Linked DNA regions of Homo sapiens: region 1 is linked to region 2. A link is a loop called in an ENCODE intact Hi-C map of the cell type or tissue named here. Cell type or tissue: CD14-positive monocyte. All regions are shown on one strand. Links, peaks and the distances in the headings refer to the core of each region. The heading gives the core; the rest is flanking DNA. Region 1 overlaps SEMA3C (semaphorin 3C). Region 2 has its middle 61 kb from the start of CD36.

Region 1 (2,927 bases), core at 273-2,772, 71 kb before region 2:
TTCAGTTTTATTCTGAAATGTTAAAACTCACTATTAAAAGATTTTAGCAGCAGTTTGATTACCTAACAGGAAAATAAATGTATTAGGAATGGGTATTTTAACATAAAATAAGGCAGCCAATTATCAGTATGTAATTATAGAAATTAATAATTGATGTGTCTAGTCATACCTCCCTCATCTCTATTAAGCATTCATTTGCCAAGCAAATATTTTGCAGTTCTTTCTTGGGCTTTCAAAGTATGTTTCCTCATTTTAATAAGCAAGTTGTCTCAGAAAATTATTAAAAAGGAAGAGATGCCTTTTAGTAAATATGGTGATTTTATCTTTTATAATAGTACTTTAAATTAATACTAGAACTAATCATTTTGCAGTAATTTACCCCTAATATCGTGTACGGGGCTGCCTAGGCTGACACCTAGGAGCAAGAAGAGCACAGGAACTTGTGTGACTGTGGGTGACACACCCATGAAGCTGGCCCTGACTAGAATACATTTATAGGTTAGCAACCAGGAGGAAGGGACTGGCCAGATCTCATTAAGGAGGCAGTGTTCCCCCAAATCCCTCAGAAGCGCAGGGGAAAGCAGACAGTTTGGCACATGAGTTTCCAGGGAAACCCCCTTAGGACTGTTTACATAAGACTCAGGAGATAGATATACAAATGACTATTCCAATGACCTGCTTAGTAGTGAGCTGTGTTTGATCACTCGCATGAGGCAGCCAACACTTACTGTACTTATAAATGCAAGCTGATTTCTTGGCTAGAGACAGTGGAAAGGTTTAAGGATAATTGCTGTGCTCCCTTATATTAGAAAAAAATTAGATAGTATAAAATAAGGCAGGAAGGAAGACTGTCTAGGAAATTTTCTTTAATGATTTAATAAAACAAAAGAAAATAAAAATATCTCATATGGATTGATGAGTCTGCTGTGTTACCTTTGTGCATAGAGTTGCATTATGCAAATGACTTTGCAGATTTGTCTTGCTTATTCCCACAGTGCTTTAATGTATTTAGAGTATCTCTATTATCTGTACCTCACAGAAGAGAAAATTGAGGGCCAGTCAAAGAAAGTGACTACAATTGTGTCAAAAGTGTACTCAGCGATGGAGCTAAAACTAAAACATAACTTCCATTTACTGAGAACGTTATTGATGTGCCAGACACCATGCTAAGCAATTTCCATGTCTTACTTGTTTAATTTTTATTAGTCAGAGCTCTTTCAACTGAAAGTGACCACACACCTTACTCAGACTACTTAAAACAAAATAACTGTTTTCTTCGTTTAACTGAGAAATCCAGAACACAGCCTCAGACATAGCTGAATTTGTGCTAAGATGATGTGGTCAGGAACTTACTTCACAACCTTTCAGTTTTACTTCCTCTGCATTGCTTGTTCTCAAATGGAGTCTGTATGTGGTAGCAAGAATGGCTCCAGCACCTCCAGATTTACAAGCTTGAATGCTCCTGATTTCAGAAAGAAGAAGAGGCTCACTTACCTCATTCCCAGGAAGGGCAGGGCCCTCACTCTTTTCTAGGTCAGTTCCTTTGTGAATCACAGGGGCAAGGGTATGCTCTTATTGGCCAGGCTTACATCATGTGGGCCTCCCTGGAGCCGGAAGAGAGGTAAACCATTCCTTAACCAGGTAGACTGAAAATGAGGTAGGTGGTGTTTCCGAAAGATGTGTCAGGGTGTTAGTGCCAAAAGAAGGGAAGTGATTCTGGCTAGGCTTTAGCCTTAGCTTAATGGATTTTTAGATAGCCATTATGAAAAGCATGGTTATTATTTACGTTTTACACAATAGCAAAGTGAGGTTTAAAGAAAAAAAGAAGTGACAGCTTCGCTGTAACCATATCATAGACATGGTGCCTTCCCCAAGGATATAAAAGCAATAGTCCAATTCTGCAGAACACTAAAAAGGATTTATAGTTGTGAATACATTCAGGGAATACCATTCTCACCACCCCCAGAAGGAAAACATTTGATAAGTATATTATCATCTTCAAACGAAAGGGCATGCAGATGGCTTTATGTGGACATAAGTAATTGGGAGTTTTATGGCCATTCTGGAATGCCTGTCTCTCAATGACTAACATTTTAATGGGAACACACTTACTACTCAGAAAACCATAAATTCTAGATTCTGAACTCTTGAGTCCAATGCCTATGTATGTTTGCATCCATACTGCCCAACTCACTCAGTACTTTCTTGTTGAATCAATGAGTGAAAATGGATAGAACACAACTTAAGACTACTTACTTAATTATTAGTAAATGATACAGCGCAAGGATACCTCAGAAGTATTCCTCATACAGGGAACTCATTACCATCAAGACCAAAAATAACAAAGGAAAAGAGAAATGACTAAAAGTGGTATTGTAACTTTTACTGCAAATGGATAAAAAGCAGCTTTTGTATTGTGGTTTTTTTTTTTTTTTTTTTTTTTTGGGGGGGGGACAGAGTCTTGCTCTATCCCCCAGGCTGGAGTGCAGTGACACTATCTCAGCTTATTGCAACTTCCGCCTCCCAGGTTCGAGCGATTCTCATGCCTCAGCCTCTTCAGTAACTGGATTTACAGGCGCCTGCCCCCATGCCCAGCTAATTTTTTGCATTTTTAGTAGAGACAGGGTTTCGCCATGTTGGCCAGGCTGGTCTCTAACTCCTGACCTTAGGTGATCTGCCCATCTTGGCCTCCAAAGGGCTGGGATTACAGGCGTGAGCCACTGTGCCCGGCCTGCATTATCTTTTTATTAGCTCATCTTTATAGCCCTTCTTTGTGTAATATTTTTAAAATGGTATGCATAAAGTATGTTTGTTGTGAGCCTTGTCAGAAAATGGGGATTTCTGTAAAATTTTGCTCTCATAGTAAGTGAAAACATTGGGGAATATGGAGTCAGTTGTCTCATTTGAGAGTACTTATTTCTTTTCAG
Region 2 (2,927 bases), core at 114-2,613:
TGAAATGTGAAAAGCTTTGGTAGAAGTAATTAATTTACTCTGAAATTATCAGGTATTTATGCTTCAGTGTAAATTCAAGTTCAGGAGGTAGAATTTGATGGGTAGGAAAAAGTGGAAAGCTTGAATACAGGGTCACTCCTGGAAAACTGGGAATGGCATGCTACCAGAGAGAAATCACAGTGGATCAACTTCACCCCCTCAAAAATGAGGGCAAGTATGTGTTTATAATAATGTTCACAGTTGAGGATCTTAAGTTGCATTGTGAACAATTCTTAGCAAAAGGAAGGGGGAAAGTTTCCACAATAGAACACACCTTTCTAACAGCCTGTAAGTGGCAGATATGTTTTTACATAGATCATCCAAGACTCTCACTATTTCTGCATGCAGTCTCTAGATCAACCTCTGATTAATGGATGTGACGAATTATCCCCCAATAATAAGCCTTGGATACACCCTTCGTTGGGAAATATTCTACAGCGATTCTGTTAAGCAGCTACAGATCTGACAAGTCACATGCTATCCCCTCTTAAATATGGGATAGCACAAATTTTCTTCAAGTGTTGCCTGCAATAGATATTCTATGTAGTCTCAGACTGTAGTCATTAATTTGAATCTTAAACTAAACGTTATTGCTGGGATGTGGTTTGCAATAGTATTCATGGAGATATAAACAGAGTTTGGACTGTTGATGAATCTTTGAATTACTGGAATTTAGACTGTACCAGCAGAGAGGCATAAACTTGCTGTTAAAAATCCTAGAAGGGCAGAGGAAGTATGAAGGAACAAGTAGGACACTATGCGGCTTCTGTCACATAGATTTGAAAATTAAGTGACTCCAGCAAAATGAAGAAGTTTCCCCATCTTTCTCCCATGAGCACCAAGTGACACTTTAACCCACAGAGGGAATGAAAGTCCTTGTGACACACAGTAATAGAACAGCAGACTGTTTTAACCAGAGCAGAGAAACTTGCAGAAGTCCAAAGGCATATAGGAGCCAAAATAAACACTAGCCAGAATGAGTGAAAGATTTTGATTCCCGGAGCTTGAGGGCACTGAGAGGGCTTAGCAGAGTGGAAGGTTGGTGAAGGAGGGCTTACCTGATTTGAGGCTCACAGTCCCACCGCCTCAGTCAAGAAAGGGAAAAGGGGCTTTGAAATAACAGTAACCAACACTTGTGTTGTGCTTTGTAGTTTATAAAGCCAATTTCCATACAACCTCAACTGCCCTACAAATTAGTAGTGCATTATTATTTATTGTCTACATTTTATGGGTGAGAAGATGAGATTCAGACAAGTGAGATAACTTACTCAAGGTCACTTCTTTATTTAGTGTCAAAACTATGACCAGGACTCAAGTCTTTTTTCATGCTTTCTCACTATATTGAACAATTTCCCATTTAGTAACATGCGTATGTAGCCATGCCATTAGTTCAATTTAAAAAATGTGTAGGAAATATTTTATATGAAGCATATCTCTATATGTTAAATCAGTGATAGGCACTATATTAATACACTGAATAAATGTGCCAAAGTCAGAGGCCCAGTCTTTCAATAAAGAAATAGCGTTTCCATTTTTCCTCCTTGTCACGCTCCTGTATCTAACATTGGATTTCATCTGCCATCTAGTGGAATTTTCACAAATTACATGTTAAAATCGTATTCCCTGCATCAGGTTGTCCAAACTGTTTCTGAAATATAATCAAAGTCTTCATCTTCACCTTATTTAAGCACGTTTATGTGGCAGATGTTTTCTTTTCTCAAAAATTAGTAAGTTTTCTGTCATCCTGAATTTGGTACAAGCTTGTTCTTGACTAACATGCTGTGTGACCTAGGACAATTATCTTTTCCTAGGAAAATTATCTTTTAAAAACTTTGTTTTCTCTATCACACACTGAAGTCATTTACATATGGGATAGCACAAGTGAAGTCACTTTCAGCAATGAAATTTTTGACTCTACCTTTATTATAGTAAAGTATTTATAGTATAGTAAAATACAGTATTTATTTAATACAGTAAAAATCACTATGATTTTTAAACATCTATATTTTCCCTTTATTCCCCCACATCTAACTATTCCAAACCCCTAATCAGAGCATTCCTATGGATCAGTGAGTTACTAGGGTGACATAATTATGTTAAAAAATCAGAAAATAATGACATATATCACATATGTCATGCGAAAAAAGATTTGAAAATGCCCATTGAGTGAACCATTGAATTTGTGTTTAAAAAAAAAGAAAAAAGAACAACGTGGATATGTTTATAAATTTTAGTAGATCATCACATAAAATCTAATTCCTCTTCACAATAGCTTTGTGAGGCCATTAAAGCAAGTGTGCTATCACTATTTGACAATGAGTAAACAGAGGCACAGAAATATTTATTGACTTGATCAATCTCATAGTGATGAGCAGTTGTAGAAAATGAATTAAAACTCAGGTTGGTGTTATGGTGCAGACCCACAGCAGCATGATCACCTGGGAGTTTGTGGCCAGTGCAGAATCTGACAGTATTCTAGACCTATGGAATCAGAATCTGCATTCTGACCACATACGCAGGTGATAGGATGTCCATTAAAGTTTGAGAAGCATCAGTTGAGCCCAGGATATCAAAAGCCAGTCGTGTAATATTGGAGGAGAGTTTCAATTTTAATCTGAACAGAAGCTTAAATAGGGCAAAACGTCTCAAGTGAGAGGACAAATTTCAAAATAAATCTTATATGCAAAATATTAAAATGTCTTGAATAATTTCAGACTTGAAAATATAATCAGTGCCTTTCCAGAGCAACAATACAATTTTATTTGTTTAGGGAAAACTTTCTATGACAGTGTATTATAACTAGCTCAAGCTTTTTAAAATATTTAGAATTTTCAAGATCAAAACACTTTGTTTAGCTCAGTTCCTTCAATTTATAGATGAAGCAATAA

The links. A loop is a pair of places that touch in the nucleus more often than their neighbours do. Peaks named below come from ENCODE experiments on the same cell type or tissue, not always from the same donor. Only the 100,000 strongest peaks of a DNase experiment are listed, where the experiment ranks them.
Region 1: it touches region 2 in a loop (2.6-fold over the local background); 4 of 110 quality-filtered maps call a loop at or near these places.

The regions. Positions count from the first base shown.
Region 1 is chr7:80,769,382-80,772,308 of GRCh38, reverse strand. The region is part of intron 12 of SEMA3C (semaphorin 3C); the gene reads left to right. Among named protein-coding and RNA genes, the nearest start is that of CD36, 130 kb to the right of the region's middle. In CD14-positive monocyte, for the core only: no CTCF peak of the experiment used is centred there; a DNase peak (open chromatin) is centred at 1,418; H3K4me3 peaks cover 878 bases; H3K27ac peaks cover 2,076 bases.
Region 2 is chr7:80,697,923-80,700,849 of GRCh38, reverse strand. No RefSeq gene overlaps it. Among named protein-coding and RNA genes, the nearest start is that of CD36, 61 kb to the right of the region's middle. In CD14-positive monocyte, for the core only: CTCF peaks have their summits at 1,379 and 1,607 (motif pointing left); DNase peaks (open chromatin) are centred at 889 and 1,609; H3K4me3 peaks cover 790 bases; H3K27ac peaks cover 1,105 bases.